2 separate regions of the Mus musculus genome follow, and region 1 is linked to region 2. The links are chromatin loops, found by intact Hi-C in ENCODE. Cell type or tissue: heart. All regions are shown on one strand.

Region 1 (8,000 bases), 190 kb before region 2:
ACAATGTATCCCTTTATGGGGCAATTACGTAATCACTCATTTGTGGAGATGAAACAGAGTCTTATGGATAGTCAGTCATTTTATCTAATACGTTTTGAAGCCCAGATTTGAAGCTAGTGCTTTTAAGTATCATCCAATGGAAAGACTTCTGAAATTGCAGAAAGTCTTTTAAAAATTATTCTCATAATATCAAACTGCCTTCTAAGTACTTGTCTGTAGATGAGAACAGCTCACTCCTCTGCAGAAAAGCTTCTTGCCATGGAAAATGGCTATCATAGAGACTCACAAGCCAAATGCAGAGAGCAAGACACTGTGACATCTATGCTTAGCCATAGATGGGATATACATATATACACATATACACACATATATACATATCTAAACATATGCATACATATCATACATATACATATATTTCCTTTTCTCATAACTCAAGGAGCACTGTGGGAGAGAGAATGGAAAGACTATATGAGGCAGATGTTGGAGAGTACTCTGCAAAGCACTGTCTCCTGGATAAGACAGGGCTAGTGAGCTCAGAAGTCACAGTAGCCTGGCTTCCAGCACAAGACTAGCACAAGATCAAACCAGACAACATTGCAGCATGGATGAGGACGAGATCCTAAAGTGTCACCCCTAGCTCAGAGCTATTGGCAGTTGACAGCTTCTGGGGAAAGAAAATCAGTTTTCTCAGAGGTGTGGTACCTGTAGGTTGTCCATGCTACAGTAGATGACTCCACATCCATGTGCATTTGGAGAACATAGAACACACGTGGCTGCCTTACATAGAAGAGTGAAATTCTCAAAGAATCGATCAACACAACTTAGTGCCTTTAAGATGCTAGTAGTTTGTCTTAATTTATGTTTTTGAATGTCTCATGGTTACTAGAAATAAAGACATTTTGTCTTTAAAAATTAAGTAAATTTTATTCATGAAGAATAGTGATCATTGTAAAAGCATTTCAAAAAAGCAAATAAACGTGAGTCATTGAGGTCTCATGGGTCGTTTGCCTTCTGCCAAGTGATACTTCCTGAGAAATGAGGCTGGAATCCAGTTGATGGATGTAACAAGGAGCTACAACATTGGCAGAAGAATCTTAATTCTGGTTTGTTTTAGCAAAGAGGAAGCTCTAATTTTCTGTAGAGACAGAGCCAATTGCTCATCCTAACAGATTTAGGATGTGACTCAAACTTGTGAATAGCAAAGGCCTTGGCCTTCTTGTCTACCAGTGATTTACGCTTAACTAGAGAAAATTAGTTTACCATAAGAACTTTGCTATAGTGGAAAAAGAAAAGAGTTTCAGGACAAAAAAAACAAAACAAAACAAAAGCAAAAACAAACAAACAAACCCCAAAGTCACTACTAATATATTTATCTTACTAATAATATCACCATGGTGGAAAAAACAACAACCTGGTACCATATAAAAAACATAAGCACTAATGTCTGGCAAATATGTGACTAATTTAACCTCTTAGGTAGCAAGGCTAGTTTTTCGTAATTGTGAATAAATTCTTTTTAAAATGTGAGCTTCTTTTATTTGTAATTGTGTGGAGATGCATGTGTCTTTGCATGAGTGCAGGTGGCCACAGAGGCCAGAGGAGGGTATTGGATCCCCCAGAGGTGAAATTAGAGGTGCCTGTGACATACTCAACTTGGAAGCTGAGAATGGAACTCAGGTTCTCCAAGGAGCAGCACCTACTCCACCTACCCAGCCCCGCCCCTACGATTGCAAACCAACATGGCCCCCTTCTCTCTTGCTGACATAGGTCTTGGTTTGCTTTTATTCTTTTTCTTTCTTTCTTTTTTTCTTTCTGTATTTTTTCCTTTTTTTTTCCCAGTGGGACTAAATATACAATTTGCTTATATAGGGTTAAGTTTTGATTAAGTTAAGTTTGCCTACACATAGCCAGAATCAGAGTGAAAACAGAAGACAACTTCTCATTTTAAGTGCCTCACAATTATGCAAATTTCTGCAGTAAAATAGAAAGTCAATATGCAGCAATTCAAGCGTGCATAGTTTATTTTCTAAAGGGAAGATTAAATGTTAGGCAAAAAGCAGAGTTTAAAATGTTAAGTGTTTACCTATATGCTTTCCTGCCAAGGAATATTCTGCTTAGTGATTGCAAGTTATTTGTAAAACTAACACATTCTATAAAAAGATAGAACCAGTGTACTTCTAGTTTTAAAAATAATGGCTCTTTCATCTTTGCATTATGGTTGGTTAAATATGCATTTGTTATTGTCAGTTCAGATAAATTCTGATCATGGGAGCACATATGACATAATCACTAAATATTTTTGTATACTTGCTTGGGACACACAATGTACTAAGCTTTAGTGACACAAAGACAAATGAGACAAAGGCCCCTGTCCTTTTAGAGTTTAGAAAAAGACTGAGAGAGAGGTTGTTGAAGTGGGAGATGATCAACTACTGTGATGTCTACATGAATAATTGTTCTGGACTCAGGGTGACAGTCGTGCATTCTTTAACATGGTGACAATACCTCCCACTAGACAGCACAGGCTAACAAATAAAAAGCACAGTGTTAGAAATGAATTATATCTTTTAGTGTTCTTAGCAAGTGCGACCCATAGCCCAACAGGCTATTACCATGGTTTTGGTTGCCCTCCATAACTGTAGGACCCAATTGCTTTAGATACCACATACTTTGGTTTTCGGACACAGAGCAATCAAGCTAGTGTTCACCTGGAAGCGTCAGCCCTATTGGCTAGCTTTCATAATGTTGAAGGTGCTATGTATATTACTGGAAAAGAAATAAAGTCATCAACCTTATCTTTTGTACTATATTTTTCACCTGAGTTACAGTAATGACTGGCTTGCAAGACATGGTCATTGGTGCACTAGTGACTCAAATATCATGGGTGTAGACAACAACTTTCTGATTGGATTTAAGTCTTGTCCACAGGAAGAAACACATACCAGACACCCACTAAGAACCCATGGCTAGATAGGTCATAGGCCCTTGTGGTGCACTGACTACCATTTGCTGCCAAATTACATAGTTTGAAATGGATTCTTGACTACTCACTGTTATAACCCATAGATAAATTCATTTCTCAACCTGGATCAAAGAAGCTTCCATTTGCAGTACATGGTTATTAACACAGAGACCCAAGTGCAGAGAAAAAGAGGTGTTGAAATGCTCATCTCTAAATGGAACATCTATGAGACTCAGACGTTTCAGAAGACAGGCCAGGAAAATTGTAAGAGACAGAGGTAATTGGTGGCTGAGAGGAAACTCTGTCTTTTGGACATAGCAGGACAGCTACATGTTAAGAACTCAGGATAGTTTTGATAACGTACACTCAAGTCAGACCAAACCCCAGCATGGAGAGGGGAGGTGGACATCAAGGCCTGGAAGAACTATTGGCAAATGATAGTTTCTAGGAGAGAAAGAGCCGGTATTCTATATGACTGTAGCCCCTGCCCAGTGGGCCGTGCTCTGTTAGAAAGCCATATATCTTTGAGTATTTGGGCAGAACAAATCCAATGTGTTGGTTTAAAAACAAACAAATAAACAAAAGGACACAAAGCAGGATGAATAAGAGATGGGTTGATCTGGAAGAAGCTGGGGAGGAGGACTGAAAATTATTGAGATATATTGGATTCAGTTGTCAAAGGATATGTGCACGCGTGTACGCACATGCACACGCGCGCACACACACAAATGATAGATTATTTTAGGAGAGTTTAAAAGAAAACATAGAATTCAGTAACCATGCCTTAACTTATATTATCCCATAAGATCCTTTTTATTCTGAGAGGTTGCTAAGAACATTAGAAGCATGACAATACTTCAACACATAAGAAGAGGAAAGTCAAACTATCCCGTGGAATAATATTATATAATAGTGAATAGACCAGTGAGATGACTCAGTATGTAACAGAGCTTGTCAGTAACCGCGACAGCCCGAGTTCAGTCCCTGTGACCCAAATGGCAGAAAGAAAAGACTGGCCCCCAAAAGCAGCACAGTCCATGTCACATGTACTCTGAGTACCATGGAAAGGTCCATCAGCCCCTTCTTGTTCTTTTTCTCCATTTCCTGGTAACGATGAGGCAAGAAGCCTCTGTCACCTGCCTCGCCTCAAGCTCAATGCAGCAGATTCAGCTAGCCCCGGATACAGAGTCCAGAAACCATGAGACATAATAAATTTCCCTTCTCCACAATGGAAAAAAAAATCAGTGTTGTGCTTCAGAGGGAATAGTTAGGTAATAGTGACTAAAAATTATCTGTAAAACTCTACGGATTAAACAACTGTCCTGAATTGTTCTATTACTCCTTAGCACAAATCCAAAAGCCCTGTGCAAAAATTCCACTTATTTTTTATACCATTGCTTTTAATCGCCCAAGGTTGAACCCCCAAAGAACTAATAAAGTGCCTAACATGTAAATGAGCTTGCAACTTTACATGGGATATATAAGAAAGCCATCAGCAACAGCCCTCAAAGCCTAGTGTTCAGTCTTTATACAAACTTCTGCTCGTAGAGTGTTTGCAGTCTTAGAGACTAAAGGAATCATTAAGTAGGTTTGTAACAAATGAGCTTTCTTTTGTGACAAAAATAAATGAGTTCGCTTCCTCTCCATTCTTCACTGTGATTCCACAGAACCGCTCTGAGCTTGGCTAGATGTCTGTCTAGCTGAGCTCCGAACAAAGACTAAGAGGGGAAAAGTGAAACAACGGAACAACCGAAGCAGTGAAGGCGGTGGACAATGACATTAGCCTGGGAGCAAAAGGATCATGCTGGCACCCAGCCCCAGTCGTTCAGAGAAACCGGTGGCCACATGGTCCTGAAAGGATGGAGGGTTGGGAGTCTTACATGAAGCCACCTGCTTCTAGGGACCTTTCTCTTGTTCTTTAGCCTGTCAGGTTGACTGAGGCCAGCCAGAGTTCAGCAGTAGGAAAAGCTCATTTGTAATGCTCCGGCAACCCTGGTGACTGGAGGGAAACCGTTCAAGGAACAGGAAGTACGTAAAACACGCTCAAGCAAATTATTTAAGATGATTTATTAGTTCATTCGCCCATTTTGGGATTTCACGAAAAAGCATAAAACAAATTGAGAAACTACAATTCAGCTACATTTTAGGTGTCTGCAGAGTACAGGCTGTTCAAATTCTTTTTTTTTTTAAAAAAATTGCGTTTTGCATTTTACAGTCCTCATCTTATGATCCAGGGGAATCAAGGGCTTGTATCAATCATGTTCATTTGTATCAATCTCTACCCGTCCTCTCCATCCCGGTTCAAAAGAAACTACCTTTGCCTGCTTTGAACTAAAATGAGGCAGCCAAAGTCCAGCATGGGATAACTTCTCCAAAGGGCTGATTAAATCGCTCTTTCTTCTCAAGATCAAAGGGAGCTTTAAAAACAAACTTGAGGGTTTTATATCTGCAGGTATTAAATTCTCCCTGCACATTTGCGTTAGTTTGTGCAGCATTTGTGTGGTTTGTTACAACATCTTTTATGTTGCAGATCTGAAAACCTCTTTGTGAAGCTGCAGATAATAGCGTAGTGTGCTATAGGTTGTAAGCCAGCAAGTAGCTTTGTGCAGATAGGAAGCTGCTGGGCCCAAGTGAAAAGTTTCTTTTTCTGGCTGGGGTTGAATTCACCATTCATTTTGTCCCCCTTGCCAGCAAGCAGAAGTTGCAAAATATAAAGATAAATAAGAGCCACCTGGAATGATAGCTGGACAAACCTTCAGCTAACCTGCTGATTTAGGGGTCTCAACAATGTAGCCCTCTAGCCTGTTTTTGAAGGGAGCACCCAGTTGGTCTAGATGGAGATGTTTTGGGGAAACAATGGGCCAAAATAATTCTGGAAGAACGTGAACATGATGCTATTGAACAGCCTGTTTTAAAAGACTTTCTGGGTCCAACTGGTGAATTTTCTGGAATCCCAGTCATACACATAACAGTGAATAATGTTTTTAAAATGGGGGAAAAAAAGAAACAAATTATTTGAAAGGAAGCAGCCTTTCCTAGCCTCTGAGTGCTATAAGAAGCATTAGTCGGTGTTGAATGGAAGGCAAATAAGAACCCATTGGTTGATTATAAAGCATTACAGAGATTTCATTAAGCCTAATTACATGGCATGAAATCCAATTCTTACCTAGAGTCTTGGTGACGGTAAATCTATAGATTATAGTGTAGATTAGTTTAATAAGATTCTGATGTACGTTCCAACTTGTTTGCTGTCAACTCAGCATTAGATACGCATAGAGATGGCAACATGCCATCAGTTGTAAATAGTGATGTGCCTGCCCTCTACTCAGAAACCCAAGACATGCCTGTCACCTGTCCTGTCCTAGTACATTTCGGAGACTGTTGAAGGGAAAGGTGGAAAGTGGAACCTTGTTGGCAGCAACTGGCAGCCAGGCACTTGTTTCTTCCTTCTGAGAAACTGAGGAATGGAAAGAAGAATAGAAAACATCCAAAATATTTCCACAGACCACACAGTGGTATTGCTCAAACCCAGTCAACCAGCTGCTGGTAATGTTGCCAGCTTTGAGGAGCTGGCAGTCTGGTATCAGCACCTGGAAAAAGGATGCAGACATACCTACTGTTGGATTCATGCCATACGATAACTAGAGAAGTGAATTTGAATTGACACATGCTTAGCTGGCTCTACTGTTAGTTTCAGAAGTTTTCAGCTCTGTGGAACCTAATATTCCCAAGAAAAAAATTAACCCCTTATCTTTCGATCACTCAGTCATGATTGCCATGAAGAATTCAGAGGCCTCACAGGAGGCACTAGGAGAACAGGTAATTGGGAGATGCAGGCAATTGGGAAAAATGCCTGCATTAATAAACTGGCTCCAAGAGTCTCTACCTGTGAGCAGCTGAGCATACAAATGTGTCATTCTGGGCTTTAATTTCATTATGTGGAAAGTGGAAATGGAAGATATCATACCTATGATAGGAAGTATCATAATGATGATGAAGACAGTGACATTAGTTAACATGCATTTGTCATAGTGTTTGGCTCACATCTTGGTTAGGTTTCTATGGTAATGGTAAGAATACCAGGACTAAAAGCAACTTTGATTGGAAAGAGTTTATTCCATTTTATAACTCTCAGGTCATACTCCATCATTGAGGGAACTCAGGGCAGGAACTCAAGGCATGAACCTGAAAAACTGACACCTTGTCACCTGACACACAAGCACATCCCTGTTCAACTGTAATGTTTTCTTTCTTCCCTATCCCCAAGATCTCATATTAATATCAACATCACAATATAAAACATAAATCATTGTACACGTGCCATAGTCTTTAAAAATTCAAACACTTTTAAAGTTTGGTCATTTTTAAATATTCAAAGTCTCTTACAAAGTTTAATACCCTTCCAAAATATCCAGTTTTTCAAATGTGGACTCCTACAAAGTCAAACAAACAAACAAATAAAAACAAGTTAAGTACTTTCTTATCCCAAGATGGAAGAACCAGGACACGGTTCCTTTAAGTTATGGCAAACCCAAAGACCAAGTGTCAAAAACTCAATATTGGACATCTGGGATTCATTCACTCATGACCTTTTGATCCAAAGGGCTTGAGTCGCTTCACTTCTCCGGCTTTTCCCTCCACAGTACACAGAGCTTGTCTAGTATGCCCAGGCTGATCACTTCACAGGGGTTGAACCCTCCCAACAGCCTCTCCTGGACTACATTCACAAACTCCAACTCTGCAGCGTGGTACCAAGCCTCAACTTCGCTTTTTGAGTCATTTAATCCTGGGCCTCCTACTGCGGAGGCTTCCACTGCCAAGGCTCAGCTGCTCTCCCCGACTCCTTCATGCCTTGAAAACTAGTACCACCTAGAAGACTTATACATTAACAAATTCAGTAACAAGCACAAGGTACAATCTTAGCCCCTTCTGGGCCATAGTGTCTGTGTGACTTCAAGGAAACTCTTCCTAGAAGGTTTTGTCTCAATGATGCTGATATCAACCACAACTGACTCTTCAGTCCCATCTGATCAGTACC
Region 2 (8,000 bases):
TTCGTTCCTTTGAAAAAATTGCTGTAGCACTTAGCAGTCTGCTTAAAGGAGGGAGAGAATCACACTTTGATCTCTGATAAGCGCAAATTCAAGTCCTTGAGCTCAGCCTTTCAACATCACTGGCGGTTGGCGTGGTCTCCATCACAGTGGCGGCCATTCCGAACTGTTGTCGCTGCAGCTCTCTCCCTTTGATCCCATCCTGCCAGGTCTCGGAGTTCGCCTGCCATGGCTCTACTTACTGCGGCAGCCTGGTTCTTGGGAACCAAAAACCCACCCTGCCTTGTCCTTGCCGCCCGGCATGCCAGTGCTTCTTCCACGAACTTGAAAGACGTGCTGAGGAATCTGATACCCAAGGAGCAAGCCAGAATTAAGACCTTCAGAAAGAAACACGGGAAGACAGTTGTGGGCCAGATCACTGTGGACATGATGTACGGTGGCATGAGAGGCATGAAGGGACTTGTGTATGAGACATCGGTTCTTGATCCTGATGAGGGCATCCGTTTCCGAGGCTACAGTATCCCTGAGTGCCAGAAACTGCTGCCTAAGGCTAAGGGTGGGAAAGAACCCCTGCCTGAGGGCTTATTTTGGCTGCTGGTAACTGGACAGATGCCCACAGAGGAACAGGTATCTTGGCTCTCACAAGAATGGGTAAAAAGGGCAGCTCTACCTTCTCATGTCGTCACCATGCTGGACAATTTTCCGACCAAATTGCACCCCATGTCTCAGCTCAGTGCAGCCATCACAGTCCTCAACAATGAAAGCAACTTTGCCCGGGCATATGCGCAGGGAATGAACCGAACTAAGTACTGGGAGCTCACCTATGAAGACTGTATGGACCTGCTTGCCAAGCTTCCGTGTGTTGCAGCAAAGATCTACCGGAATCTGTACCGGGAAGATAGGAATATTGAGGCCATTGACTCTAAGCTGGACTGGTCCCACAATTTTACCAACATGTTAGGCTACACGGACCCTCAGTTCACCGAGCTCATGCGTTTGTACCTCACCATCCACAGTGACCATGAGGGTGGTAATGTAAGTGCCCACACCAGCCATTTGGTGGGCAGTGCCCTTTCTGATCCTTACCTGTCCTTTGCAGCAGCCTTGAATGGGCTGGCGGGGCCTCTCCATGGGCTAGCAAATCAGGAGGTGCTTGTCTGGCTGACACAGCTACAGAAGGAAGTTGGCGAAGATGCATCAGATGAGAAGTTAAAAAACTACATCTGGAACACACTCAACTCAGGACGGGTTGTCCCAGGCTATGGCCATGCAGTACTGAGGAAGACTGACCCTCGCTATTCCTGTCAGCGAGAGTTTGCTCTGAAACATCTGCCTAAGGATCCCATGTTCAAGCTGGTTGGTCAGCTGTACAAGATTGTACCCGATATCCTCTTAGAGCAAGGGAAGGCTAAGAACCCTTGGCCCAACGTAGACGCTCACAGTGGGGTGCTGCTCCAGTACTACGGCATGAGGGAGATGAATTACTACACAGTCCTGTTCGGAGTGTCGCGGGCACTGGGCGTTCTGTCCCAGCTCATCTGGAGCAGAGCCCTAGGCTTCCCTCTGGAAAGGCCCAAGTCCATGAGCACGGATGCTCTGATGAAGTTTGTGAACTCTGAGTCAGGATAAAATGGGAGACGGGGGGAGGGGGGGGACGACTGCCCATAAGAAAACGAGGATAAAAATTTATTAAAAATAAATTCTAATTTTTGTTTTGTTCCAGGGGCCTTTAAGACTTAAGATTTAACTGTTATATGAGGCATTGAAAATATATTTGAAGCTTTAAATTGAGACTTGAAAGGCAAAGTGACCTCCTCCTCCCCTCACCAGCTCAACTCCCCCTCCTGGTATGAGCTGCCCAGCAAGCTGTCGGATGAACTGCCCTGATGCTTGTGGTCAGGGTTAGATCCGGCCACTCACCATCTCTAGAGCAAGAGTCTGGCTCCTCTCTTCTTTAGGTCAAAGCAGGTTACAGAAAAGCTGCAGTCACTCCATGGAGCTTTCGTTTCTACTCTTCCAGTCCCCAAATCATTTAAGCCAGAGACAGGTCCCCTTTATGTCCATAGAAATCATAGTGGATGCCAGCTGTATCAAACACCATGGCCTTTTCCCAATGTACACAAACACCTCCTAACCAGCAAGATCTATTGGTTATCTGGAGATGTTTTGGCAACTCTTTAATGTTATCAGGTGACCGTAAGTGGCATGGTATTTATTTTGACCGGCACCCAACATTTGAATCTATTTCTCCTTTTAAATTATAGCATTAAAGTTAAGGTCTGGGGGGTGTTAGGTTTCCTTCCAGGCTTTCTATACCTTGCTGTGCCTCAAGCTAAGGATGATCAGGGTCTCCCTGTCCTGGCCTGTGCTAGGTTCCTCTATTAGCAGGTGTATCCGATCTGTGGTCTTCCCTGGGCATTCGACTTTATCAGTCTTTAATGTGGAGTTGGGCTTTTACTTCCATGGAACATAAGCCACTACCTTCTGACCTTGGTTTCTCCTCTTACTATGTTCTAGCACAGAATAAAGGCTCAGGAATGACCAGCCTCTTTGGGGTCTCGTCCTAGGGGTTCTAGCCTTTCTTTTTGAACAGCAAATTATACATAGTTCCCATACTAGGATATTAGATAGACCTAAGGCTGGAGACATTCAAAACAGTGAGCCGCCTTCTCATCCCATGTCAAGGAAATGGTCCTTTCATTATCAATGTGTTTTGCTCTTCCCATAAGTAAGAGCTCATAGCAGAGCATTTATTTCAGTAGCCCTGTTTGCACAGGTTTTCAGTGACTCAGAATGCTCTACTGCCTGATGATTGAGAAAGGGTTGAGATACACTCCTGTTGTCCTGGCTCCTTATCCCAAAGCTCCTGCCTGTGTTTGTATGGAACCCATCTCCAGCACCACCACACTGTTGAGATGGATACACTGTAAACCCCCGGGTAGCTGTTAAAGTCATGATGCAGACTTCAGGATGTTCTGTCTAAAGTGAAAATAAATATTTTTATTAACAAAATAAATAAAGTCCTTAAGCTTGGTGGAAACAATAAAGTGCAGGGCTTGATGTCTGAAGTTAGTTACATTTCATGCTTTACTATTCACCATGGAGTTTGACATTATGAAAATTACATGACCTTTTTAAACCTCAGAATCCTCTCCTGACATGATATTAAGTGACTTCTACCTAAAAGGTTGATGAATTAGACAGTGTAGAGGTCAGGGTGAGCATGGATAAATGTGTGTGTGTGCGCGCGTGTGTACATGTGTGCACACACTCAAGCTTCACCTCCCTTAGGGGTCAGGGAGTGATATAGACCCAGCAAAAACTGTGCTTGTTATGTAAATTAGATCATGATATAGAAGTAAATGACATCATTGTCCCCAAAGCTTAACAGGATCCAGTCCGGGAAGGACAATGTAGCGTTTACCTGGTCAGTGTCTGCCCATTGGTTGCTTATAGGAAATCTCATCTCGTTCCAGACCCAGATCTTAGTGGAAAGGGCTGGAAAGCCATGTTCTTCCCCCAACTTCCTTAAACACCCTGAGTCCTTCTCTGACTTCCCATACCGCTCATACAATACAACTCTACTTGACTATAGCTGGCCTTGGCTAAGATAAGTCTGCAGCCTTTCTATTCCTCACAGCCTGTCACATGACCTGTCCTGGGCCAGTCTCTCCACTCTCACACCTGTCCTCTCATTCCCAGATCTACTCAGTACTACCTTGTAGCTATCTCACTACTGAGAACTTCTCCCAGTCCCTTTCAGGTAAATGTGTCTTACCCTGGAACCTGGAGCAGAAAAAGAACATTCATAAAAAGGAAAGGAAGGAAGGAAGGAAGGAAGGAAGGGAGAGAGGAAGGAAGGAAGGAAGGATAGAAAACTAAAAAATTCAATAAAGTAATATACTAATGTTAGTTTCAATCTTGACATGAGTTGTGCTATAAGAAATTATGAAAGTCTGAGCAGAAATTATGAAATTATGGAAGTATGAGCAGAAATTGGGTGAGAATTATCTTTGTAGCTTATCAGAAAAATTAAAATTAAAAGTTCATTTAAGAAATGAACACCCTCAGCTTTTCTGCAAGATTTCCTTCTCCACTACAAATGCCTCTCCCTGCTCCTGCCCCTTCCCTTGCTTTCCCTGAGTGACTGTACTGTGCCAGATTTTCTTCATCTGTCTAATAGTGAGAGTGAGCATAAGCCATGGTTAAGAATCTAGGCAGAGGTGTTACATACAGAGTATGTTCGTGTGTGTATGTGTGTGTGTTGGTATATACATTAGGATGTATGTATGTATGTATCTGTGTATGTGTATGTGTGCGTGTGTGTATCTGTGTGTGTGAGTATATGTGTATGTATATGAATGTGTGTATCTGTGTGTGTGAGTGTATGTGTATATGAATGTGTATATGTGTGTGAGTGTGTGTGTATGTACATTAGAATGTATGTGTGAGTGTGTGTATCTGTGTGTGAGTGTGTATGTGTGTGTACATGTGAATGTATGTGTGAGTGTGTGTGTGAGTGTGTATGTGTATGTGTGCGTGTGTGTACATGTGAATGTATATGTGTGTGTATCTGTGTGTGTGAGTGTATGTGTGTGTGTATGAATGTGTGTATCTGTGTGTGTGAGTGTATGTGTATATGTGTGTGAGTGTGTGTGTGTGTACATTAGAATGTATGTGTGAGTGTGTATATCTGTGTGTGAGTGTGTATGTACATGTGAATGTATGTGTGTGTATCTGTGAGTGTGAGTGTGTGTATGTGTGTATATATGAATGTGTATATGTGTGTGAGTGTGTGTTTGTGTGTGTGTGCGTGCATGTGTATGTGCGTGTGTGTATGTGTGTAGGCTGAAACACAATCTTCGGTATTGTTCCTTAGGAGCTGTCTTTTCTTTCTTTCTTTCTTTCTTTCTTTCTTTCTTTCTTTCTTTCTTTCTTTCTTTCTTTCTTTCTTTCTTTCTAACACAGGCTCATGTTCCAGCTCCTCCTTTGTGTCATTCTTGTGGATGACACAGAAGGACAAATTTGATGTGACTGTAATATTTGGATGGCTCTAACTATGTTGTTTTGCTTACGTGTGCTGGATGTGAGGGGGGAGAAGTGGTTCCTAGTCTGTAACATTTTCTTCTTAGACTCTACTTGTTTAAACGTCAAAGCAGAAACTCAAGGCAGGAACCTGGAGCAGAGACTGAAGCAGAGACAATTAAGGGGGGCTGCTCATTGACTTGTTCCTCATGGCTTCGTCATCCTATTTTCTTACACAAGTCAGGACAACCTGCCCAGTGGTAGCATTGCCTACAGTGTCTTGGGACCTTCCATAGTAGTTATTAACCATGAAACCGCCCCACAGGATTGTCTACTGGCCAGCATGATGAAGGTATGTTTACAACTGAGGTTTCCTCTTCCAAGATGGTCCTAGCTTTCATCAAAAAAGTAACCAGAACCTGCAGCCACCTAAACCAGTGTGACTGTTTTCATTTATGAAAGATTAGTAGTAGTAGTAGTAGTAGTAGTAGTAGTAGTAGTAGTAGTAGTAGTAGTAGTAGTTTATAACAATAACTTTTTTTGAAAACCTATTCCATGAAAAAGTAGTAGTAGTAGTAGTAGTAGTAGTAGTATTTTATAACAATAACTTTCTATTGAAAACCTATTCCATGGAAATTTTCTTATGGAAAATTCACGTTTAGAACTATATAAATGTTATTCTTCTCCCAACCAAATATTTTAGACAAACTATACACAGCATAATCCCTTCCCTCGTGCCCTCTTAGGTAATGCAGCAATGACGCTTTGAGGCCAGAGCTCTCATGGAAGATTTGTATCACAGTCTCCTAGGAACATTTGGGTTTTCAACATTCATACCCACACCTGATTCTTGGAGACTCAAATTTTGTGGACATGTGAAGAAAATACTTTTTCAAAAAAAGTGAATAAGCCCTCAAATGGTATTTCTGCAGAAACCTCATTAGAAACTATTGCTCAGGACCTCTGGTGTTTCAAATGAGCCGTTATTTGAAATTCAAGAAGTTCCTTATTCCACGTGGCCTGCCTCTAGCCCATCTGTGAAAGTCACCTTGCAATTTGCATAAAAATACAACTGTCTTTAATATTCAGAACAAGGTACATAACTTTATAAAATGCATGCATTGTAATTATTGAACGCAAATTTACTCTAATAATGAAGAATAATTATTTTAGGAACACATAAAGAATTCAATCTTAAGTTTTTCTGCTGTTCGGGTTTGATCAGAATCCATGTTAGTTAATGGACGTGTACTAGGGGCTGTTCTGTGTAAGTAACGTTTCCATCAGTCATCTTACAACTCTCTTGAATGATAAGAAAGCCTCATTCTGTACTGTATCCATTTTGATTACTTTACATCCCAATAGAAATGTTTTGGCCCAGTGTAAATTTCAACCCTTTTGCCCTAAAATTATAGCAGAAATAATTTCATCTTTTTTTAAATCTACTATTGATGACAGTCTCCACTTGATAAATTTCATCTCAGAGTAGAGAGACAAGGAAGTTGTGTGTAATATAAATTAATATGCTTCCTTTTTTCTTTTTTTTCAATGAGAACAATTACAGGCAGGAGCTACTATAATTATGATATGTGTACCACTCCACAAGGCATCCCTAACAAAAGTGCCCTGATTTCAAGCAGCTTCCTCAAGCCAGTGGCTTTCCTTCTTAATCTCTATTTTAGTTATGCCGTAGTACATTTTTTAAATTATTATTGTAAGATGCTTCAAATCTATTTTAGAAGTGGGTGATTAATACAAACATATATCTTAAATTCACAAAAATAAATTCCCATTAGATATTAGGAAGTCTAGTGAAATGATTATCTTTGGTAAAGAATCTCAAAATCTTTTCAATTTTTTCCTAGCTCTGTTTTTATTGTTTATTAAGCTGGCAAAATAATGACATTTTCATGACCAAGCACCATTGAACTTTATTCACATTCAACCCTCCAAAGCGGTTCCTTGTTCTTACTCCTGCTAGTCTCCCCCTCCCCCCAAATACGCCTCTTTCTCCTTCATGTCATGCCTATGTATTTTTGAATACATATTTGAACCCCTATTATTTGAATGAGAAATAATATGCAATGCTTATCCTTATCTTCTGTTCTATCTCTCCATTTGCCTCCTTCCTTGAACCACAGAACCCATTTCTAGTTCTCTGGAGATGGCCATTGAAGTTTTTGATGGGAGGCAGGGTATTACTGGGTTGAGTAGGCTGGTCAAACTCAGAGAGATCTGCCTGCCTCTATCTCCTGAGTTCTGGGATTAATGGTGTATGCTTTCCCATCTTTGCAGCTGTTAGAATAGGATGGATATCAAATTAAATCTGTAGGTTGCTTTTGGTAATGGGCCATCTTCCTAATACTAATTCTGCCTCTCATGAGCATAATAGGTCTTTCTCTTCTAGTGTCTTCAGTGCCTTTTGTCCATGTTTTAAAGCTTTCACTGTAGAGGTTCATCACCTCCTCAGTTAATTTGATTCTTGGGTAGTTGTTTACTTGCTTGTTTTTAATGACATTGTAAATAGAATCCTTCCTTGGACTTCTCCCTCAGAAAGTTCATTATTGATATGTAGAACAATGACATATTTTCATTTGTTGATTTTTGTTGTTGTTATTCGTTTGGGGTCCTAACACTTTATTGAAATTGTTGATTCTTATGCTTTCATGATTTGGTTTCTGTCTCTGTCTTATCTCTCTCTGCATCTACCTGTGTCTCTCTACATCTTTCTGCCTCTCTGCCTCTCTCTCTCTCTCTCTCTCTCTCTCTCTCTCTCTCTCTCTCTCTCCCTCCCTCCCTCCCTCCTTCTCTCTCTCTCTCTCTCTCCTCTTTTTTCCTCATATAGAATTTCTTTTTAGTTATTTTTATCAATTCTGGCCAGTTGGGAAAACATTGTCTTAGTTTGTAGTTGTCTTCATTGTCTTGGAATATCTTCATTTTTCCACCAGTTTTGAAGTATAACTTTTCTGGGTACAGTT

What was found. Hi-C counts contacts between places; a loop is a spot of excess contacts. Peaks named below come from ENCODE experiments on the same cell type or tissue, not always from the same donor. Only the 100,000 strongest peaks of a DNase experiment are listed, where the experiment ranks them.
Region 1: it touches region 2 in a loop (2.0-fold over the local background); 3 of 42 quality-filtered maps call a loop at or near these places.

The regions. Positions count from the first base shown.
Region 1 is chr10:99,938,672-99,946,671 of GRCm38, reverse strand. No RefSeq gene overlaps it. Among named protein-coding and RNA genes, the nearest start is that of Gm35437, 40 kb to the right of the region's middle. In heart, no CTCF peak of the experiment used is centred here; a DNase peak (open chromatin) is centred at 4,811.
Region 2 is chr10:99,751,427-99,759,426 of GRCm38, reverse strand. It overlaps Csl (citrate synthase like), which reads left to right. Exons shown (of 1, transcript NM_027945.3): 1 at 1-1,722. The coding sequence starts at 226. The coding sequence ends at 1,626. Among named protein-coding and RNA genes, the nearest start is that of Gm35206, 4.1 kb to the left of the region's middle. In heart, no CTCF peak of the experiment used is centred here; no DNase peak of the experiment used is centred here.